Regions from separate parts of the Mus musculus genome. Here all the other regions are linked to region 5. A link is a loop called in an ENCODE intact Hi-C map of the cell type or tissue named here. Cell type or tissue: left cerebral cortex. All regions are shown on one strand.

Evidence for each region. Hi-C counts contacts between places; a loop is a spot of excess contacts. Peaks named below come from ENCODE experiments on the same cell type or tissue, not always from the same donor. Only the 100,000 strongest peaks of a DNase experiment are listed, where the experiment ranks them.
Region 1: a loop joins it to region 5, with 4 times the contacts of the local background. A loop is called at or near these places in 2 of 42 quality-filtered maps.
Region 2: it touches region 5 in a loop (4-fold over the local background); 9 of 42 quality-filtered maps call a loop at or near these places.
Region 3: a loop joins it to region 5, with 4 times the contacts of the local background. A loop is called at or near these places in 4 of 42 quality-filtered maps.
Region 4: it touches region 5 in a loop (3-fold over the local background); 4 of 42 quality-filtered maps call a loop at or near these places.
Region 6: a loop joins it to region 5, with 4 times the contacts of the local background. A loop is called at or near these places in 4 of 42 quality-filtered maps.

Annotation. Positions count from the first base shown.
Region 1 is chr3:118,989,972-118,993,971 of GRCm38, reverse strand. The region is part of intron 12 of Dpyd (dihydropyrimidine dehydrogenase); the gene reads right to left. Among named protein-coding and RNA genes, the nearest start is that of Dpyd, 430 kb to the right of the region's middle. In left cerebral cortex, a CTCF peak has its summit at 1,997 (motif pointing left); a DNase peak (open chromatin) is centred at 2,464.
Region 2 is chr3:117,973,730-117,977,729 of GRCm38, reverse strand. All of the region lies in intron 1 of Gm32344 (a long non-coding RNA gene), which reads right to left. Among named protein-coding and RNA genes, the nearest start is that of Gm32344, 11 kb to the right of the region's middle. In left cerebral cortex, a CTCF peak has its summit at 1,925 (motif pointing left); a DNase peak (open chromatin) is centred at 1,916.
Region 3 is chr3:118,498,451-118,502,450 of GRCm38, reverse strand. It overlaps Gm26871 (a long non-coding RNA gene), which reads right to left. Exons shown (of 3, transcript XR_867578.3): 1 at 1-4,000. Among named protein-coding and RNA genes, the nearest start is that of Gm26871, 2.1 kb to the right of the region's middle. In left cerebral cortex, no CTCF peak of the experiment used is centred here; a DNase peak (open chromatin) is centred at 1,997.
Region 4 is chr3:118,674,000-118,677,999 of GRCm38, reverse strand. Dpyd (dihydropyrimidine dehydrogenase) reads right to left here. Exons shown (of 23, transcript NM_170778.3): 3 at 3,429-3,511. Among named protein-coding and RNA genes, the nearest start is that of Dpyd, 110 kb to the right of the region's middle. In left cerebral cortex, a CTCF peak has its summit at 2,351; a DNase peak (open chromatin) is centred at 3,412; H3K4me3 peaks cover 683 bases.
Region 5 is chr3:118,428,033-118,432,032 of GRCm38, reverse strand. No RefSeq gene overlaps it. Among named protein-coding and RNA genes, the nearest start is that of Mir137, 3.8 kb to the left of the region's middle. In left cerebral cortex, a CTCF peak has its summit at 3,325 (motif pointing left); DNase peaks (open chromatin) are centred at 1,412, 1,646, 2,002, 3,328 and 2 more places; H3K4me3 peaks cover 2,229 bases; H3K27ac peaks cover 2,358 bases.
Region 6 is chr3:118,515,018-118,519,017 of GRCm38, reverse strand. Gm26871 (a long non-coding RNA gene) reads right to left here. Exons shown (of 3, transcript XR_867578.3): 2 at 1,907-4,000; 3 at 1-1,673. Among named protein-coding and RNA genes, the nearest start is that of Gm26871, 19 kb to the right of the region's middle. In left cerebral cortex, no CTCF peak of the experiment used is centred here; no DNase peak of the experiment used is centred here.

The sequences.
Region 1 (4,000 bases), 560 kb before region 5:
AAAATGATTAACAAAGCCAGTGTTGTATAATTACTCCCTCTGTTGTCTTCTAGTAATTGGGAAGTTTCTGGTCCTATATTTAATCTTTTAAAGATTTGTTTGTTTTATTTTGTGTATATGGACATTTTGCCTGCCTGCATATCTGTGCACCTGGTTTGTGTGCCTGGTGCCTGGGGAAATGGAAGAGGGGTTAAATGCCCTGGACCTAGAGTTATGGAAGGTTGTGAACCCCGAGTTAGTTCAAGGAAAGAAACCAAAAGGGAAAGGTCTTCTGCAAGAATGGTCGAGCCAACCCCACAACCCCATTTCATTACTTCACTATTCTGCATGTGCTTATAGAGTTTCACAACTTAGTTTTTTAATAAACTGTCCTTTGCTTATTACCTATTCTTTTGAAAATTTGCTGTATTACATTGTATGGGTTCATTTCTGAGTTCCTTATGCTGTCTGATTTGTCGTTAGGCTAAATAATTAGTTAATCTTTGACAGCATAGTTAAAACAATCTTTGAAAAGAAACAATAATGGCCTGAAAATCATCTAGTGAAGGTCAAGTTAGAGAGCCTGCTGGCTACACTTGAGCACAGATTGTTCTGATTCAGGAGTTCAGCTGGATTATCGATGAAAATTAACAAGATGCAGAACCAGGATAATCGCAGAGATGCTTGACTTCAAAACTTTTATCTTACAGAGAAAAACCTATGGACAAATGAATTCCATGAGATGCCTATAGGATCCTTACTTAGCTGCACATGCACAAAACATTTATGAATGTATATAGTTGGCTAACATAGAGAACACAGATTTCAGAAATAAAAGGTTTTAATCAATTATTCATTCTCAACTTCTTTGCTTGTTCAAAACACACAACAGGAAAATGAAAATAAAGGAAAACAAAAGACCAAAGTCATACAGGACTCTGGTGCGGGAGTCAAAAATGAGACTGGGGTTGGGGAGTGGAGCAAATACCAAGCCCTGAACCTGCAGTGTAGACAGAAGGGTAAACATGACTCTTTCAGAAGCCATTGCTAAACATTTGAGACACTGAAACTTAGAGGGATGCCCAAGTTTTTAAACTTTATTTTTCCTGAGAATTTATTTTGAGAACCAAGCAAGGATTTTAGTCAAAATAAGTACAACTTCCAAAGCTTGACTCGAAAACAGAGATTAGAAGAGTCCTTAAATTTATATAGGTTCTAATTCAAATTTCTCATTTTATTTCCATCTACAAAATTTGGCAAATCCTGTTACAACTCATATGACTCCCAAGTGTCACAGATCTTAATTTCAATCTGAATCGCCCACCCCACCCCCACTGTTCCTCTACCACGTCCTTTTGCTCCAAGAGATAGAACCATTCTCTAAGGCGCAGGTAAAACATTTATGAATCTATCTGTAACATTTTTTCAGGGTCTTTTACTGAGGAGTGGTATGTTATTTTATGGTCAGCTGAAGGGCTTTGAAATTTGACAGAATCTTGCAAAAGAAGGTACAAGTACTGTCTTTTAGATCATGTACCCCAACAAAGCACAGTTATTTCCTAGTCAATTTTGTATGTGCTTGCTCATGTACCTGTACTTTCTGCTTAACTTAATTTAAGCACCTGTCAATAGAAGGACTGATGTCATAACAAGGTGTTTAAAAATGTATTCATGTATTCGATGTATTGAAGTGCTGAACTTGGATGTACACCTCTTTCTTTGCATTAGTTTTCAGTAGTGTGATTTAGCACTACGTTTATTAACTGTTTTGCATGAGGCTTATTTTTAAATTTTTATTGTTATAAATGAAACATGTTAAAAATATTCATATTCCATGTAGGCATGCCCACCCTGAAGCTTAACAGGAAAATGTTTACCGTTTGTTTAACATGATGAGATTTATATTATTTTATTTGGCACTTGATTGAGAGCTTCCCAAGCATGGACAGTGTAGACAAAGCTTTCTCTTGTATTGGCAAAATGTTGGTGGCCCTGCCTGCTTGCTAAGCCTCTCCAAAGAGCCCTCTAGTGGCAGTAAGTAATGCAGTAGGATATTAAGTTTCACTATGTAAATACATGCATTTTATAATTCAGTCACATGTAGTGAAAAAGATTTATCTACCTCACGTTCGATAAAAATAGTGTTTTCTATACTCTGGACATTTAAAATTTTTACACACACACACACACACACACACGCACACACATATATATATACATGTATACACACACACACATATATATATATATATATATATATATATATATGTGTGTGTGTGTGTGTGTGTGTGTGTGTGTAAAAATTTTATATATAATATATAAATATATTATATATATGTATATACATATATATACATATATATAATATATTTATAGCAATACTATAAACATATTCTATACATATATAGTATATAAGTGTTTTACCTGCATGTGGGTATCTCCGCTATGTGCATGCAATGCCAATTGAGGCCAGAAGAGGGCATTAGACCCCTGGAAGTAGAATTACCTATAGTTGCCAGCAGCTTGATGTGTTTTCTGGGATCAAGACCACTACCCAAGAGCACCAGGTGCCCTGAACCACTGAGCCATCTCTGCAGCTCCACTCCTTGACTTTTGACTTATGGCTTGAAATGAACTCTTTCATTGTCAAGTCACTGTGCAGAGTCATAGCAGACGAATTAAGCTGTGCAGCAGGTGGGCAAACGTAGAAACTCTCAAGTAAACCGAAAAGATGAATCTTTCCCTCTTCTTTGTACATTTCCTTCATTTTTTTCTCATCGGTTGGCTTCTGTTCTTTTCTATAAACAGTTGATATTTTCTTTGTATAGCCAATTTATTTTCTGCTCTTAAAATTATAAACATATAAAGAGTTTCAAAACTTCTGTTGACCACATGAATTATCCTTAACAATTATTGCATGAAAATATTTTGAAGTGGGGCTCAAACTATTAGGATTCTTAAATTCTTAGGTCAGAGAGATGACAAAGTTCATTTGAGTTTGATACCTAGGACTCAAAAAGTGGAAGGAAAGAAATGATTTCTTCTGACTCCTATATGAATGCTGTGGCAGACTTATGTCCTCCCTTCATTGAATAAATGTATGTGATGATAAGATAAAAATTCAAGTCACCTGGAGGGATTTACATATGAATTCAAGGCTAATACCTACATGAAAACTCTTTCCAACTCTGTGTTTAAGTGGAGATGCAGGTATGGCCATGGTTGTGTTAGATATCTATGTGACTGTACTTTCTATAAGCCATCTACTCAATGGGACAAAGATTGTTTTAGCGTGCTAGGATATTGACATTTTCCTATCAAGGTTTGCATCTGCTGTAAAGTCTCTACTTCTATCAAACACAAACATACTGACAATGTATTCCATAAAAGCAGGAGTCAATTTATCCTAAAAATAGAAAAATCAGTTGCTCATATTCAAACAATGCTCATGCCAGACCCAGCAGTAAATGTTTCATGTTTATGCTTTAAATCACTCTTCAAAACAGAATGCATTCTCCCTCTGCAAAGGAGCAAGATTAGGGTCTTGAAACGTAAGTGATCTTTGTGCATGCTGCAGATAAACTGTATGTAAGTGGGGCAGTAAGACATGACTCTAGAGGCATCCTTGCATCATTACGACAAGCTTCCTGCATCTTACACACACATTATGTATCTAAAATATTAATGTTCTATAAATCAGACTGTAACTTTAATTTTTGTGATGGTTTATTTGAATACACATATAGAGCATATATATGTATGTTCATTTGTGCACATACAAGAAAATATGTACAAACACACACACCTTTTCAATTTGAGTTTGATGGCACACATTCATAATCCAGCACTTGGGAAGCATGACAAGAGAATCAGGAGTTCAAGGACAGCTGCAAATACATAGATAATTCAGTGTCTCCTCATGCCTCATGAGACCCTGTCTAAAACCCCCAAATCCCAGAAAGAAAAAAAAAATTATCAGAAATGCATAGTATTTAATATTTGAGGACGGAAGTCAAATAGC
Region 2 (4,000 bases), 450 kb after region 5:
TTAGTGCCACCACTTTATAGGTTATCATTGATGAGAATTCCTTCCTAACACCTACTTACTCAAAAGCTTCCACTTATTTACGTACTTATTTATTGTATATTTAATTTGAAAACATTCTACAAGTGGCACTTCCTGCATACCTATTTTACTATAGGATGTTATAAGTATTGCAATATCATGCAATCTTTATAGCACCTGATACAATACTATGTACTGGAGACACTAAGGCTCCATAGGATGATACAATATACAGAATGAAAAAGCTGGTGTATATATTAAAAAAAAACAACACTCCTTGTCTATGGTATTATAATATTCAGTTAAGGGCGCACAGCATGTGTGCCCTTTGGATGTAATCAGAGGTGGGAAATTACAACAGAAAAAAAAAAAGCACACATGCAGGAAGTGAAATGAAGCAGAAAGGAAAACAGTTCTGCACAAAGACCATCTCATCAAACATCCAGTTTGCCCCTTAAGAGAAGGTTCGTGTATTTTAAGTATGATGTCCACATTCCTGAAAACAGATTTTTAACACAGGACTCCATTATCCATGGTCTTTAAAAAACAAACAACAACAAAAAACAAAACAAAACAACAACAAACCTGGCTGTGGTTGTAATGGCATAACCTGGGAGATGCACCTGGTCTACAGGTGCCTTGAACACAGCACATCATAGATGAGGCTCAACTATTGTAGTACCACAGTGAATCTTACAGCACTGCAGACACTGTAGCACATAGTAGGCTCCCCAGTGAAGGCAAAGACAGCTCATACATCCTTATCTATCTTTGACTTATCTGGTTTGAGAAGGAAAAAAAATAAGAAAAGGTGACAATGTGCACTCTCCCTTTGAGACATGCCACATGCCATCAAATACTTCAGTCCCACTCACACTTAGAGTAATTTCCATTTGGGTTTGTCTCTTCCTTTGAGATTTGTCAAAAAAGCAGTATGAGATCAGTGTCCGTAATACATAACAGGGAGCAACCAGGCTGCCACTTGTCTCATTACAATGAAATCAGAGCAAATAAGCTTAATTTGACAGAGATGCTAAGCATTGACATAAGAGGGGTATTGGGGTGTTGTTGTTGCTGTTTTGTAAAGGAATTCTACTTCCTGAGGAACCCACATGATAGATACAAATAAGTAGGTTTTATAAGAGTTTCTAGGTACACAATTTGCATGAGCCCCAGGTGTTCAGTTTGACTCATGGTTCTGCCCTCATCAGGTGCAAAAGCACCATGTCTTCTTTGCTGTGAGCTTGCCCATGCTAACATTTTCTAGCTTGGCAACAATAGGGTACAAAGGCTTTTGCCTTAAGACAATTGGTTCTGCCTCCTACTTTGGCCTGCACCTGAATGATTCTCAGTCTTCAAGCAAAAAGAAAAGGAAGCATTGAAAAGACAAGAGAAGAGAGGAAGGTTACAGGAAAGGAAGAAAAAAAAGATTAGAGGGAGGCTTTGGGGAAGGAAAAAGAAAAACAGATTACTCACAAAATGCTACTTGAAAAACAGACACTTGATAGACTCATGGTCACTGTTCTAACACAGAACCGTGGAAGGCTCACAATGAGGTTTATTTTAACTGTGAAATATGTAGGTTTGGGAGAGAATTTTTTTTTTTGTTTTTTTTTTTTTTTTTTTTTTTTTTTACTGTAAAGAGACGAATGCTGTGCAATGGATGTTTCTTTTCTTCCCCTTCATGTTAACCTTTGTGGGTAACTTCACCCTAAATCACGTGAAGTTATAGTTATCAACCATATCCAATTAAAAATGCTAAGCCAGTTTCATCTGAAAAGAGACACTGTATATATATATATATATATATATATATATATATATATATATATATATATATATGTTATTGTCAAAAAAAGTGCCACCTATTACTGTGCTTATACAACAGTGTCATCTAGTGGACACTGGTCAGGCAAGTTGTAAAATGATTCCTGAAGGGTCTTATTTAAAATGAGCTACTCTTAAATGAAAAATATGCTTTGTCTCTTCAATTTCCCAAAATTAAAGCAATTCAAATAATTATTTCTAATCCAGCCCATCATTTCAATTCAATTTTTTTCTTCTTTTATTTCTTCTGGGAAAAAAATCTAAGGGACTGAAAACTTTTATGCCTGCAGAAAGAAAAAAATAATAATTTTAAGATAATTTCTCTCCTGTGATAGCAGAGAACAAAAGAAAATAACGAAATGACTGTAACAAGTAGATGGTAGTGGATATATAGCAACTAGGGGAGGGGTGGGGGCTGAAAGACTAGTGGGCAGGAGTCTAATTTTGAAATCTAAGTGAATTACAGCTTCATCAACCACAAAACAAAGGAAGAGAACAGGAGTTTTGTTGTCTTATTTCCGCAGATATTGCCATCTTCCCCCAGTGCCTTTTTGCTACACGTGTGCAGAAGAGATGGCTCTTTTGAAACAGAGTTCTCCAAAAGGCCATCGTAGTTCTCTGAAGGCTTAGATGTCATTTGTTTTGAGTATTCACTTTCTGTTTTATGAAGCCACTTTCCTTTTCTTCTTGTTCTCTTAGGAATCAAATACTGGAGATAAATAAATGAGTACCATAATGTATTCTATAATTTTGGAGTCTCTCTATACCATTTATTTAAAATGTGGAATTACTGCATTTGCTGAAAAAAATATAAGCTGAGCTTTTAAGGATATCATCAATATAAGCATAAATGATTGTTTTAAAGACCCAGCACAAGAGGTTTTTTTATTATTCATTAAGTGATAATTAGAAAGCACCCATACTAGTGTTTTCGATATTAAAATCCCTCAAAGGTGAGGTTTTGAATTCACATGTGCGTACGTGTGTGGTGTGGTGTGGTGTGTGTGTGTGTGTGTGTGTGTGTGTGTGTGTGTGTGTGTGTGTTTCCTTCAAACAAAGAGGGAAAGAGGCACAAAGCTACAGAGAATTCCACATTTTCTGTTTTCCCAGTAAGTATCTAAGGATGTCTAAGTATCTAAGGATTCCAGTTCCCCTCGATGAAATGTTGGTGCTACTTTGAGTATCATGGATGGCATCATCTTTTTAGGCTTAAAAATGATATTGATGTGGTAGACAAGATAGTACTAAGTTGATTTCCCTTTGATTTCCACAACGATTTTCACCCTGTATTTTAAGTTGTTTAAAGTGCTCCTAGAATGTAATACTTAAGATGATAAAGCATAATGTTTAATGTTTTAATGGGTGATTTTATTGAATTGTACCATCCTCATGTGTTGCTGGCATAGTGAAGGTTCTTGCCTAAATATACATCCATATTATCAAGAAAGGTCAGGTAGATCTAAACATTGTTCTGTAGAATATCATTATTACCTACTCAGTATGTAAAAAATATTTATTGCTTCTCAAATATTAGCATCTTACCTTTAATTTTTAAACTGAGTAATATATATAGATTAAGAAAAACTTCAGTCTACATCCTGATGTAATTTTAATTGAATATGAATTCAAAATTAGATTGTTGTTGGTGTTTCTATATAGTATATTTACATGGACCTGAGCATGGTTTACATGCAAACATCACTAATTCTCCATAGTATAAATCTACCACATTAAAAATGTCTTACGTGTTTAAGCATTTTTATGTAGAGAAATTCTGAGTTTTTAAATGATGGATCATATAAGCCAATGTAGTGAACATTTGAAAGTCGTAATGACTACAAATTAGATTATCAAGTTATATTTGAATAGACAAATGAGAGTCAAGGGCTGGGTTGGACATTTCATCAGAACCTTAAACCACCCATCAGCATTTATTGAACATTTACAATAATTTACAAAAAAATTATATGAATAAAAATCACCAAAGGTGTGATGTTCTATAATGTTTCAATCGGCTGAGAAAATAAACTATAAAGTCCTGGAAAGTCAATGGTAAGGCAAGATTTAAACAGCAGTTCGGTTTGATGGGATATATGTTCTGGAGAACCACCTGATCACTTATCATATGAAGAGGCCAGAAGTTGAATATACTTTT
Region 3 (4,000 bases), 70 kb before region 5:
TATTTCTTGGCTCCCAGTTTTCCTGATCCATATTTGTTGACCCAAATCTGCTTGGTGTCTACATGCTCTATAAATATCCTAATTCGATAATTTTCTCAGTTTATTATTCTAGTATAGCTCAGCTCTACTAATAAACTGGTGAATGTCCTCACCCCACAAAGTTCAGGGGTATCTCCAGGATTTTTTCCTGGAAATAAGTTAACCCAACAGCAAGTTTCCTCAGATTTTGCAGCTTGCTATTTTTTCCCTCCTTCTGCCTCCTGTACCAACTCAAGCAGACATGATGCAGTTGCAGATATGACGAACTAGTGATTTTCATTCACACATATTAAAGAGTGCTAAAGTAGCCATTTATGTGCAAGCAGGACTTTGATGAATCTCTACCTACAGTGATCTCCCAGTCTAATCAAGAGAGTACATTAACAGCAAATTTAAACAATGCAAAGGGCATTGCTAGACATGTATTTTGTATTGTATTAATGAAAACAAAAGATGGATTATGGATGGTATGGCAAAGCAGGAAATGCCAAAACTCAGTCTATTTGATCTAGTACTAAGAGTATTAGGATAATCAGCCTGTGTTGGAGGGAGGGAGGAGGCAGTGTTTCACACCCAAACAATTTAATTGGCTACAGGAAAAATAAAAATGTCTAACAAAATAAAGTAGCAAATGATAAGATAGAAGGCTGTGTGTTGTATTTTTGAAGAACAAATAAAGTGTTAGTAGTTGAAGGATATCAAAATAGGCATAACTCAGGAAATTAATTGATCATTTTTACAAGTTTCCCTGTTTAATTTGAATATTGCTTTTTTGGAAAAGCCCATTAGAAATGTTCTCCACAGTCATTACGTTCAGGCTGAAGTTGATCCTATTTGGTTTAGAGCCTCAGTGACCATACATTTCAACTTGCCTCTTGCTTGATTTTTTTAACCACTGCTCTGTGAGATCAAATGTAACTTAGCCTTTTTTGTTTAATTATTCCACATTCATCTTTCTTTTAATGTAATATCAGGTAGAGTGCGCAGAGTGTCCCACAAAATAATCATTATTGTCAAATATCAATCTAAAGAGAAAGCAAACCCTCTAACCAGTTGGTATGAAACTGTAGTTTGTGTTTGAAACGAAATACTAGAATTAAGGATAAAATTAATATTTAAATAAGGCATGCACTGCCTGTCTGTAAATGAGAAAAAAACAACTCCCAAGCATTAATTTTTTATTAAAGCATTCAAATTATACTTGACTGAGATTTTTATTTCCATCCAATGAGTTTATTTAACCCCATAATTATTAGTAAAAATTAATTTTTTACTTATAGTAATATATAAAAGTGGTTCAATAAGTATATATACTTTTAATAATCACTTGGTCTTTAAATTTTCTTGATTGAGTCTATAAAAATATCGCCAGTGTTTCTATGAGCAAACACTTGACCAATCTGTCTCCTAAGGTTTGCCAACTGCAAAATCCTGTGGCCTATGTGTGACTAGACAAAGGCAGATGCATTACAGAAAACTATTAAAACAAAGTCTTCTAGGTGACTTAAGCAACAGAATTAACAATTCCCAAATGCTGGAGGTTAGATATTCAAAGTCAGAGAGTGTTAGCAAGGTAAGGTTCTGGTGAGAGCTACATTCCTAGATTGTAGATGACTGTTGTACTGTGGAGCCAGAAGGAGAGAAGGAGGAGGTTCTAGGAAGAAGATGAAGCAATGGTGTGTGTATATATATAAATAAAAGGAAGAGGACAGGGAGGAGGAGGAGGAGGAGGAGGAGGAGGAGGAGGAGGAGGAGGAGGGAGTATTCACTTGTATTTCTCCTTGTAAACATGAGAGCACCTCCCTCCTGATCTTATCCAAACCTAAAATATCCCCAAAGACTATTCTCCGAATAGCATCTCATGGGAAGAAACAGAATGGGGACACAGTTCTTTGAAAGCATTCTCTGCAAGCCCCGCCCCCATGCAGACACAGCACTATCCTGTTACCTCTGTAGTCTGGCCATCTGTGTCACAGCTGCACGCTGTGGGGGAGGTCTTGTTCCAACAACAACTGGTGGAGATGATTCAGACAGTGACACAGAGGGAGTCTCTTAAGATCTTAGAACAACTGTTGGGAGCACTTTCCTTTCCCCTAAAAAGTCATGGCTCAGCGGAGCCCAGCACCTTTGCCTGTCAATCCAAAGTGTCTGGCATCCTTCATTCATTGTGTCCTCTTCAGTCCTTTTGAGTTTAAAGAGTCAAAATATCTCTTCACATAGAGCAAAATTTGTATGCAACATTAAAGCCACACAACATTACTTTCATCAAAAAATTTATCCATTTACCTTTCTTTTCTTTCATTTCCCTCCTCTCTTTCATTTCTTTCCTTTTCTCTCTCTCTCTCTATTTTCTGATATTTTTTCTTCCTCCTCCTCTTCTTCTTCCACTCTTTGTCTCTATTTTTGTTTTCTCTTTAGCCACACGAATAACTTGAGAATTAAGTGAATTTTCATATTCCGTCTTCTTTTCCTTACCCCCTTCAGTTCTTCTCTATCCCCTCACACTTCACAATAATCAGCTAGAAAGAAGCACACTGCTCTTGTAACATGTTGCTTACAGATTTGTTCTGTGAGATATCCAGTTGCATCCTCCCAAGATCCCCCAATAACAAAACACCCTCCATACCCCAAACTCTTTAATATTCAGGAACAAGGTTGCTTTTCCTCCTAAAAATATGTCAATTCCACAGGAGACTTCCCTAAACTCATATATAACATCTTGAGTGTATATCTCAAAATTCTTCTAGCCTGATACTCTATCTAGCCTGGTATTCACTACCAAATTGCAAACCTTCCTCTTTGCTTTGATGTGAATGTCACAGCATCATCCCAATATTTCACATTATCAGTCCAAATTAAAAAAAAGGTGAAAGAAAAGAAAAGAAAGGAAAAGAAAGGTCTCTAGTCCTGTCATTTCTATGGGCTGTGGGCCAAAGGTTAAGGTTCAAGCAAGGCAGGTGTGTTATTCTGAGACCTTTTCTCTTCCTCATACGGCTGCTTTCTTCAACTCATGTTTGCACTTCTTTGTATGGTCATGACTGAAGAGTGAGTGTGTCCTGCGATGTATCTATTTTAAGATAATGAATCTCTGTGAGAGAGGGGATGGGATGGGGAATTTGTGGAGAAGAAACTGAGAAGGGGGATATCATTTGAAATGTAAGCGAATTAAATGATTAACAAAAATCAAGTAAATAAAAAATGATAATGACTCTCATCATGATGCACCACCCTCATAACCACAGCTATGTCTAATGATCTCATAAGAACCCCATCTCCAAATATCATCACATTGGAGGTTATGCTTTGCTACATGAATTTTAGAAGGGCACAACTCAACCCACAGAATGCATTTATTTCTAGACTCTTTTTGTTCGTGAACAGACACATTTCCCCTACAGAATATTTTTTAAACAATCCACGATGCTGAAGAAATCATAATAAATTCTTTTATCGTTAAGCTGCAAAGTTCATTTTGTGAATGTTCCTTAGAGTTGTTTTGTGAACACCCTGCATAACTGCTCTTTAGGGTCTAGCTTATGACACTTTGGTCCCAGTCAGCATTTTTTACATATGAATACAGTAACTGCTAACATACATTAAATCTGAAGTTAGATAAGTGAGGGCAACTTTTTCTTCTAAATTATTAAAAAGGACTGCCATCTTCATGAAGACACTATATGATTTCAACTGATAAAATCAATACTTACATTGAAATGACGAAATTGCCTACAAACAGTAATTTACTGCTGAGTTTGACTGTAGTTATTAGTAAAAAACAAACAAGACCCCTACATTTTTAATAAAAAAGTGTGAGAGATTTTTTAATGCAGAATTTAGATGTGAAATAAACCTAAATAGGTCTGTATGTTCAAATTTTTACCTTAAAACAGGACATACTTAAGCCAATCCAAATCAGTACTTATCCTTTAAAACAGAAGTTAGTGGATACAGAGACTGCTCG
Region 4 (4,000 bases), 250 kb before region 5:
GAATTCAGACTAAGGGCATTATTACATGTAGAATCCCTGACAGTATTAAAACAATTCATAAACTGAAAAGGAACAGAGTCAAGATGCATATCAAAGACTAGCCAGGACGGAAGCTGGATGAGGACACAGAGTGTTGAGCACAGGCTGACTCCTCTCTAAGTGCACTGATGCAGATGCTTAGTAGAAGATACCAATCAGAAGAAAGGCCCCAGGAGCTCAGGTCAGTCTGTCAATTCCAGCCAGGTCTGGAATAGCCCCTTTCCACCTCCATCCCTAGTTAAACATTCAAGGGTACCCCCGTGGACACCTGAAGTCACTGAAGGCCTGGTGTAGAAATGACCTGATGGGGAAAAGGATGCTTCCATTGCCAAGCCAAACCTTTGACAGAGGATAAAGAAAGGAGCTACTGTTAAGTGTGTGGAAGCAGAGAAGAGCTCAAGTATACAGCCTGGAGATATGACCTTCCCACCCTTCACTTCCACTGAATGACTAGTTCCTCAAGGGCACAACCTGTATCCTTCAGGTCTGTAATCATCACCTGATGTGTTACAGATCTGAAAGTAATATTTTTTAAAAAGGCAAATAATGGTCTCTATCCCTACAAGGTGCTTTCTCCCTGTACTCTAACTCCACAGAACAGTAAGTTTATTATAGTTTTACACCCCAAATTATCATTAAAACCATAAAAGTTCTAAAAAAAATTCCTTGAAATATTTAACTTTTTTGTTTTACAGAACACTAGATTCTATATAAAGTTGATCTGCATCAAAGTCTAACAAAAATATTTTCACAGAGCCTGCCGATATCAGTCCCTTTGCTAACTGATGTTTGCCTAAATTATTTCTGAATGTCTAATGCTGCCCCAAACCTGTTCTGGGGTCTTGGTGCTATCACTGTCCCAGTAAAACTCTTACTGCTCCATTTCTGCTTATGAATTCATGACATAGAAGAAACTTATTATTGATCAAAAAAGTCTATCTACACATATGGTTGTAGTTAAAAAAAAAATTCATCTTGTCTTCCAACACAGCCTTGCTGTTTTTCAAGCAAACCTTGACAGTCCACTCTATACTACACTGTTTCCTCTATACTACTCTACTTCCAACACTGTCTTTTAGCCTCTGTGATCCTCTTCAATTAATTGCCTGTGTTTAGTATTGGTTTTCTGTGATCAGTTCTTCTGAACTGATGCATTATTTTTTCTTCTTGAATTCCATCTATGGTCTCCTCTGTCTAGATATTTTCATGTGAAAGAATGAGCCCCTGATGTATTAAAAACAGAAGGTGCCCACCGACATGATGCTATACAGTCTAATGCTACCGGTTGCTAAATTATTTCACTGCGTCTGGTGAGTCCAGACATGAATGTGTGTGCATACATATGTGTAGGTGGACACATAAAATAGTCAGCCTAAGTAAACAAGTGCATTTCACCACCATGTGATTAAATTCTGAATTGAATTATCTGGACTGCTGCCCTACTCACTGCATGGGTAGTCAGAGGTCACCCCAACTACGTAATTAATGCTGTGTTCCCACCCCCATCCATTCATTCTGATTTTACGAGCAAGATCTCCCTGTATGGCATAAATAGTAGTGATTTTTTAAATTGGCAGAATTTAATAATGATCTTTTTTATCTACAGCTCTCCTACAATTCTCGACTTGGTTTTTCTGGAGGACAGATCTCCTCCAATGCTCACAAGTCCTTGTGTTCACTGTGTTTCCCCATTCACATCCATATCCATTCACATGGCCCTTTTCAGTTCTCTCTGTGGTTTTGGTCTTCAGTTCTTTTATTCAAAAGCATGAGAGCTGGCATCCTCTTTGTCTTCCTGTTTTCAACGTGTTTATTTCAAGATGAATAGAAATTAAATTGCCAAAATAATTGGTTTCTAAATAGATATTAGTATGCACATTTCATGTATTCAAAATTATAAACTCTACATAAATGGCATGTTCAATTTTTAGTGGCACCGTGGTTTTCAGTACAGAATCCAGGACATATTTAAAAACAGGAATTCATTCATAATTCCTGTCCTAGACTTTTCTACAGTATAATTTGTTTTTAATTTTTAATTTAAAATTATTTTGGATAACAAACTTTCTTAGACTGTCAGTGTATTTTATACAGACACAAATTCTCGATTGCACACTCAGTTTTATTTTTCCATCTTTTTTATTAGTAAAGGCATTAACAATAAAATAGGTTTCCTTGCTCCAGCTGGTAATTTCTCCTCCACACTAGTAATATATTATTCCCCTTTTTGTGACATCATAATCATCTATACAGAAGTACCATGTATCTTTGTGTAGAAGCTACTGTTTCCTGTAAATTTAATTACCTCCCCCTGTGGTTTTAAATAGAAGTGGCTTCAAAATGAGGGCAGCTTCTATTAAATTTAATTACTTTCTCCTGCTGCTTGCATGGTAAAAGGGATGTTGCTAAATGAGAGTGGCTTCTAAACTAAAGTATATGGTAGCTGTGTGCAAGCAATAACAAAATTGTGTTTAAACCTGCAAGCAGCCAGTCTGTTAGATTTCCTGTTTCCCGTATTTTAACTTTCTATATCTTAAAGCCATCTTAAATAACGAACTTTAAGATATTTTTTTAAAGTAACGTTAGTTTTATGAGTACAACAACAACAAGAAGAAAATACCACTGCATTGTATAAATGCAGAAGACTGCTGCTGTATGGTTCAAGCTGGGAACTTTTAGTGCTACTGTTGTTGGTGACTTCCTTGTTCTAAGGATCACAAGCTTAGTGCTCACACATTGTTAATGCCTGGTCACATTTTCTTTGATTTTGATCAAATGAATTTAAAGGATGCTTCATTAAAGGTTATTTAAAAAATGATATCAAGGCTGGAGTGAGTGTTGAGAAAATAAAAATACAAATGTTAAGTGAATAAAATAAGGTTATTCATAGGGCTTTGCATGCAAGTGGAAGTAGCTCTATGTTTTGGAATTGTGAGATAATGTAAGTCACTTTAAAATACTTTTTAAATGAAATAAAACAGAAGATGAAATGAAGAAAAAAGAAACCTTTTTCAAATTAATTATTAATTAGGAAATAGTACTCAGCTAGACTACCTTTACACAATGTTTATTTTAAACTCACAGGCAGAATTTAGATGAACAATATTTCCATTCAATCCCACAACTTAGTCTAAATATAAAACAAGACACCCCGTAAGCATTTTAAGTAACAAATTAAACATTTACATTTTTTACTGTGCACTGAGGCTTAACATTTATGCAGCTTCAAAACCAAAAGTACAGCCTCAAGGGAAGTTTCTCCACTGACAAATTAATACCTTAGAGAACAGAGCTGAATGCTGGCGATGAACTCATTTGTTCCCCCAATAATGAAGAATGACTTTTTCTTTACCACATCTGTGACTGTTGCTATGGTGACCCAGACTTACCTCACTGCTTCTCGGAGAGCTCCTCGCTCACCAAGAGTCGTGTGCTTGATGTCATCAAAATTACTCTCCAGCTTCTCACAGGTCTGCAACACATTAAAACAGTGAATTAATTTCCCACACCCACCAAAGAAATTACGTCTATGCAGTTATGTAAAAATATAATCGATTGTATTGATCAAGGGCTCATGAAAAATAGGCACGCGGCTTAATTGGGTAGGATTCATTACAATCGACAGTGAAATTCAACAGCCACAAACTCTCCAGTCCTATGATGCAGCTGCAGGAGAAATCTTCTCATCAGACTTTCTTCAAAATAGGTGTTAAAAAAAAAAAAAAAGAGTGTCACACAAAACTAGCCAAACTGCCAGGGTTTTTCAGAATAGCAATTAGTTTCCTAAAATAATCTCAGATTCGTTAAAGCCAATGCAAATTTAAAAGAGAAAAATCTGTAAAGGTAAGTTCAAAATCATATTGATAAGTGTGTATGATAATGATCTAGTTCAAAATTGGGTAATGTGTACCGAAACGGAGCGGGCCAAAGTATGAAAAAAAAAGTGCCAGATAAACATCAC
Region 5 (4,000 bases):
TATTTAAAATCTCAACTGCCTCTGAAAGGAAAACAAAACACATTGCACAGATAGGATTTGATTTACTAAATGGAATGGTTTTCAAGTCAGAAGCATGGTCAAGGCACACATACACATACACACACCTCGCATACACACGTTCTCCTCATGCTGTAGAATCATGGCATAAATGCCCACACAGCTTTTCAATGCTTTCCAAGTTCTTTCCCTTAGTTTATCAGGATTACAAGAAAAATCACACACACGCACACACACACACACACACACACACACACACACAAGAACACACACATACACACACACACAAGAACACACAGAGAGACCCACAGACTAGCATGCTTTAAGAAAAAAAATCTGGAACAAGACAGGCGATAGGTTTTCTTCCTAACCAAGCAACAGAGTCAGCCCTTTCCCTACATACCAAATGCTCCACACTTCAGCACCTGGACCAGTGGACAGCTCAGCCCAAGCGGACAGCCTGCAGCACTCCCACCAGAACTGACGCTCCGAGCTCTAACCACAGCTCTTGTGCTTCAGCGGGGCAGCCTGACTTACGAGAACACCATTTCCTACGAGACCACTGCCGCTGGGTGCATATTCAATTCAAACCTCCTTAAGCTGTCGGATTTCCCCCACCCATCCACTCTCCCCACCCCCCTCCACCCTCCACACAAAAAAACGGAAAAGGGAAAAAGCCCAATACTACCAGGGCGTTTGTTGATCAACTTACACTTTCCTCTCGAATATTTAGGTACCGCTATCGGAGCAATAGCAGCGGAGGCTTAGGTCCGCATTAAGTACCTTTGTTCGTCGACTCCTGCAAGCCATGTTTATTAGAATCTACAATTCCCTCGCGCCCTAATAACTGAAGGTGTGTTTTTCGGGCAAGGGGTGCTTTCAGCACCTTTTGATCTCTCAAGGCCACTGCCACTATGGCAGTGTTCCTCTGTACTTCCCCACCCTGTCCCCCACTCCCCAACACCCATCCTAGCTAAACGCTTGGTAATTAAAAACCAAATATTCATAAAGCGAGCTACAAAAAAAAAAATCGGTTTAGGAAATAAGGCAATTAAGCTAAAGCAGAAATATTCTCATTCTCTCTCTCTCTCTCTCTCTCTCTCTCTCTCTCTCTCTCTCTCTCTCTCTCCTCTCTTCTCCCCTCCCTCCTTAACTCCCTCCTCCCTTCTTCTATCTCTCCTTCCCTCTCAAGTAGAAAAGGGAAAACACGAAGGAGAGGGGAAAAAAATCGGGAGGAGGGTGGTAGTGGACTCCTACAATCAATGGCAAAACACTATACACATCGTCACCGAGTAACACTCTCTGTCTCAGACAAAAAGAAACCCATTTACCGATGTAAACATAGTCGCCCTCTCCCACACATCCTACATCCTATGCGTTTGCTGAGATTTGTCTGCAGTATCGCAGGTATAGCAAAGTAACTGTCACAAATCCGTCTAGAATGAAGTGCTTACCCTCTAAATCCAGGTTGCCGGCTGAACTCCAACTGTGTGCAGAAGCCAGGAGTCATCGGATGGGCGGCGAGGCAGGCTTGGGCAGTGGGAGCCGCTGCTCTCTGAGCGCCCGGTTACAGTGTTAACAAGCCCTGGGAAGGGACCTTGTCGCCTCTCGCTGGCTGTGCCCCAGTGCCTTCGCGTGGTGGCGGCTTGCTCATGCTTCGGAGGAGTCCCAGGCGAGAGCCTTCAGCTGATGCGAGCTTCCAGAAAGGCGTGGGGAAGGGGGGAAAATCATCTAATGCAATCAAATCGATCTGATCCACACCATCTGTCGCCTGCCACTATACACAAACGTTAAAATAGGAAAACGGAAAACACTGACAGCCCAAGAGGCTTGGTCTGCAAAGAGTTCATTTTTAGCAAAGCATAATTGGGTATGGTCGGCGTACAGTTACAAAAAGCCGCTGTTAACCATCCAGTAGTGGACCCCGAACATGCTAATGGTGGATTAATTGAGGAAGATCTGACGTGTGAGCTTCATAGTCTCTTATTCATGACTTCCCAATGGGAAAGGACCAATGCCTTGTGGGACTATGGTAACATACAGTCAAAAAGCTGCTAAGAAAATGGCTGTGTGTTCACAGCACCTCTCTCTGATAACAAACATATGTCGACTAAAACGGTTTAGTAGAATGGGAGGGGGGGTTGGAGAATAGAATTTTCATTCCCTGTGTAAGCAACCCCCATATTCTTTCCTTAAAGAAAAGCAAAAAAGATATATACAACATCTTTAGCATACTGGAGAGAAAAAAAATGATGCCTTTAAAGCCTTTTTTTTTAATTTTTAATTTTTAAAATCAGCACCAAACTGTCACAGAAAAGAAAAGGAGCACTTATATAGCAGTTCTTAAAAAAAAAAAAAAACTATCATGCGTTTTCTTACTGTGATCAAAATACATGCAAAGCATATGCTGTATATAAAAACAATCTAGTAAATACCACTAGCTTTGACTAGGGGTTATTTTTTCCAGGTACCCTCTATGACTTATTGAAATCAGATCAGGATGCCTTTTTGAGAAACATTTTGTATCATTTAAAATTGATGGGGGACAGTTTTTAAAAATTAAGTTTTATAGTCCCTCCTCCCACCCATACACTGTTTGATGTGTCTCTGATCTAAACTAAACATTTGATAGGAGTGATATGGCAATGTGGGAAAGGGTAGAGATGTCAGGAAGAGGAAAAGGATGTATACTATCAATAATCAATAAATTCTACTCTATTTTTAATAGAAAAATAGGGAAATAAAATATATCACACCCTGTTAATTGTGATATTTAAATGCATACCATTATTCAAAATTAATGTTTTATGTATGGAGGGAGAACATATTTCAAACAGTGTGTGACTGTCCCTCACCTATTTGCAATTTTCAGATATTTTTAGAGGAACATCATAAGAGAGTTTCTTCTATATACGTGTAGCATTCTTTTATTACCTGTTATAAATAGGCTACACTTCTCTGATTTTCACATCCATTTGAAAACAGATAATCATATTCACTTTATTCTGCTTTTTAAAAAATTACATCAATTCTTTAGTAAACAATTAGTATTTAAGATAATTCTTGAGGTAGCTGAATGTGTCTACTGAAAAACTCTGATAATCTCTTTAAGAAAAAAATGAATTAGATTAGTCTAAAAATATAGCTTGAAGACAAATCAAACAATTTACCTGATCTTTTGTTTCAATATACATTAATTAAGCACTCTTTCCAACCTACACAACATTCCAGGGTCAAAGTCAGAATTTCAAGTCTAATAGCTCAGCAGCCTTAGCTGTCATTCGCGTCAAGCTATTGCCCCCTGCAGGTCAGGTTGAAACCGCAGGCAGATTTTGGCCAGGTCTTCAGAAAATTTATGATAGTCAAGTTATTCAGGCTCGACCAATATGTAAGTAGACTCGAAATTTCACCTTTGGTTTGCTTTTATTTAAAGTATTGATTTAGAAATAGCTAGGCATTCATAAAATGAACACTTAGGAAAATAGAGATTCTAGGTTTTCTTATGAGACCTGAGCTGGGGTAAGCAAACCATTTCCTTTATTTATGGCATGATGGGAACATTGGTGCACTCAACACTGTCTGTCCTTCCTTTTTTTAAAAAATTCATTTCCCAGAGGAATTAGTACAACTAAAAGAGCGTTAAATGTAAAGTAATTATTTTCCAATAATGAATTTGTAGTGCTAGGCTATCTGTTACATCACCTTGTTATGCTCTTGGTAGACTCTGTGGAGGGCATTCAAATCAAGCCCTTTTGGGTTCTCTTATCTGTTCACAGGCTAGAAACAATGATATTGCCTTCTCTTGATTATAAGATGAGACAGTATTTCAACTTTCACACTTGTGTGTCGCCTTCTTAACGTCAACTCTTACACATGAAGCACCTACTGAGCAGGAAGAAAAATTTGGAATTGACAAAACAAGACATCAAAATACATCAAGTTTCTGCAGCATCAAGGATTACATCAGGCTTGTGAGGAGAAT
Region 6 (4,000 bases), 87 kb before region 5:
CCTACCTCTTAGACTCAAAGCAAGAGTTCACAAAAGTTTCCCCCACAAGAGGAAAGCTGGTGTGTTTTTAGGTTCTTCAGGCAATAGAGTCTTTGATTATTCAACTTTACCACTTCTGTGCAATGTTAAATCGTTTACATGACATACAAAAAAAATGAGTCTGTGTTCCCCAGATTCTGCAGTATTTAAATAACTGATGTCGAAGATTTGTTCCATGAGCTATAAATTGCCAAGTCCTGTTTGAAAACAATTGTATTATGAATTCTCATTCGTCTTTGGGTAAGGTGTAGTTATCTATTAGTGGACAGGTCACCTTAGTATATATTAGCCACTATCATGTGACTAGTATTTGGTCTAGTTCCCTTAACTGACATGACAGGTCTCTTCTGTGCTGTCCTTTTTGCTTCCTGGAAAGTAATTCAAGCTTCTCTTAAACCAGGGCAGTAGATATGGCAACTTTGACAAATACTTGCCTTTGTCATTCTTGCTAAAGTGATATTGGACAAAGTGTGGTAATTGGCAAAGCTCAAATTGAAGGGAAATTAGGGAGATGCAGTGGTGGGTTTGGAGTAGCTTATGGCAAAAGTGCACCCAGAAAGAGGGACAGGGGAATTTTATTCACTTTTTATAAACAACCACACGAAGTTTGTTAAGCAATAAACAGCAATTTCACTTCAGTAGTCTCAATACTCTGCAATTCCATAAATAAGTTCTAAAAATAGTTTGACAGTAAAATTACCTTCACAATTTGTAATCTATTGTGCAAAAATGTGTATGCATAAGTTATTTTTGCATGTTGTAAAAATTACATTGCTCCAGCAGGAATGGAAAGAAGGATCGGAAGAATAATCTCCGTGGAAACAACCTAGAGGAAAGAGGCTTGGGCTGGGCAGGGAAGTGGGTGATTGACTGATGGTTTGGTCTTCACTTAAAATCCTGATCTACAGCAGAGCTTACCTGGAACGCTTCACATTGTACACACTGCCTGTCATCATAATAGAAACAGTGGCCTCTGGCTTAGACTATTCTATTAGAACTTCCTGGACAGCAGTGGGAACAACTGGCACTAGATCTCAGACTAACTTACTAAAAAGTAAGGAGAACTGAAGCCGTGGATTTACTCCAATTCTGAAGACATACCAAGAATAGAGCAAGAGGTAGGTGTGTGTGTGTGTGTGTGTGTGTGTGTGTGTGTGCGCGCGCGTGCGCGTACGCACATGTGCGCGTGCACGTGCATGTATGTGTTTCAATGGTTAATTTCAGTCAACTTTCTATAAACTACAGGTATATGGGAAGAGAGAACTTTGAGTGAGAAATCTCTTCAACCAGAACTCTTTTAGGAATGTCTGTGGAAGAGGGACATTTTTTCGATGGATGACTGATAAAAGAGGGTACATTTAGGTCATGGTGGGCAGTGCTACCCACAGAAGTTGATCTTGGGTCTTGTGAGAAAGCAAGCTGAGCAAGCCATGGACCAGCACAGGAGGAAGAAAGCCTGGATTTGCCTAATTTAGAACTGTCAGTTGTGATAGTCTAAATTATCTTGGCTGTGTGTGGTTCACTGCTGGGGTGTCATGGAGCATGGCATTGGGGCATTTCTCCACAGTCTCTGCTTCCGGTTTTGCTTCCAGGTTCCTGCTTGAGTTTCTGTACTGGATTCTTTCAATGATGAACTACAGCATGGGAGTAAAAAACAAATAAACCATTTCCTTTCAAGTTGCTTTTCTTCAGTGTTTTGTTACAACATCAGACACTAAACTGGAATTTGTGTCTATGTATGTATACACATAGAATATAAATGTATTCTAATTGAATGCATATATACATATATGAATTTAATAGACAATTTAGTAATTGCAGGTTGCCTTTAGAACTTTCTAATAATACTTAGAGGAAAACATCTCACCTGTAAAATCATCTGTAAAATTATTTTTACAGAATCCCCTTCCCCTGGAATTGTGATGAACTAATTGAAATGCTTTCTAGTGCATTAGAATTGCAAAAGTGTTCACAGTTCTGTAGAACACGCTGAATTAAATTATAAGAGTTATGAGATTGATGTTTGCGACATACAGGAAACATGAAATATACTATCTATTGAAAGGCCTGCACAATTTTATGCAGAGAGAACTGTCATTCTGTTTCTTTTCCAATAAAGGAGGAAGACTGAAAAAGGTAGGAAATGTTGGCAACCTCCAGCCGTTGGATGCTGAAGTAACACAGGAGAAATGAAGCTCTGATTTGCCTAATTTGGAATTGTCAGTCGCGATGCTCTAAATCACCTCTGCTCTGTGTGGTCCACTGCTGGGTTGCCATGGGGCGTGAGGTTAGGGTGATGATGCACACAGTCAGTTCTTGTTAAGTCGTAGGAAGGAGCTCCAAGACTCCTGCCAAGATGACATACACAGCAGAGAGGAGGGAGCAGGGGTTCAGGCTCTGGATTGTCTAAAAAAGATCATCTTCCAAGCCACTCTATAATCATGTCTCCTGCATAGCCTGTACCATTCCCACTATGCAAGTGTAACAACTTGAATCACGTCTTCAGAGATGAGGTGCCTCTCCATTCTACCTTGAAAATCAATTCCATAGCAGGAACATTATTTCAGAATTAATCAGATTATGATAAAGTCTCAGAAACCAATTTACACGCTCTTTCTCCTGACTCCCTTCCTCTCCTTTCTACCGTTATTGCAGGGCATTTGCAAGTTTGCTTAGTGTAATGGTTCATATCAACCTGATTTAAAAAATCGTGAATCACCTGGGAGATTAGCCTGTGGGTGTACCCTTGGGGGATTACCTTGATTAAGTTAACTAACATGTAAATCCCCACTGTCCGTGGGTGGCCCCAGTCCTAGGCAGGGGGTCTTAGAGAAAGTGAGCTTGGCACTAGTGTACACACACTCATTGTTCTCTTCTGAATGTAAATGTGACACACTCAGCTCCTTCAGGTTCCTGCTGCCTCACTCCTCTATCATGCTGGGCTGGGCTTGGACTGTGAGCTGTCAGAAGGCATTTATTGCCTAAAGAAGCTTTGGGTGAGATAGTTTACAACAGCAATAGGACAAGACACAGAACCACTTAGTGTGACATCTTACCCTGTTTTTGATGTGGTACTTCCTCTTCAAATGTTAAAGCTTGTTTTCCAACAAATCTGTTTGCTTCCACATTTCTCACAGCCTCCATGCACTCACTTTTTTTTTTTCCTTTTTTTTTTTTCTCTTACCTGTCACACAAACTCTCAGACCTCCATTCTGGTTCATCAGCATTGAGCACTAAATAGAATCCCTGTTACTAAAATAAGACAGGTTCACATTTTAGGAATGATTCACCACCGCAAGGATAGCAGAGTTTCAACAGCTGGAGATGGAGATAAAGTCTTACATGCCAAATATTGGACAAATGCTTGATGAATTAAAAAAAAAGTCCCTAAAGCCATAGACTATAGGAGAAGTAAATACAAAGGTATGGCCAGAAAATTGATGCCTAAGACAGAAATGATCCAGTTGCATTTGCAGATAATGAAAATAGAGAGGAAGGGAACTGGATGGGAGAAGAGATGGGCAGGGGAATGGGGAGAGGTCAGGATCAGCTGTTGGGAGAGACAGGACAGAGGGCCAGGACGACAGGACAATGAATGGAAATCTATAGTTGTCAGAGGTGGGTGTGAGAGCGATCTCTACAAGACCCAGAGATCTAGGATGCGGGAGGCTCCCAGGAGTCAATGCTGGTGCTCTTACCCAAGATGCCTAAGACTGGGGACATGAAACCAGAAGAGACCACCTTCTATAGCCAGCCAGAAACCCCAGTGAAAGGATAAGGATACCAACCCACCCACAGACACAACTTTCTACCCCAAATGTCTTCTGTCTAAATGAAATGCAGGGACAAAGATGGAGTAGATAATGAAGGAATGGTCAACCAATATCCAGCAGACCTAACTTTAGATCCATCTCATAGGGAAGCACCAATCCTTGACACTCATTATGCTTACAGGTAGGAC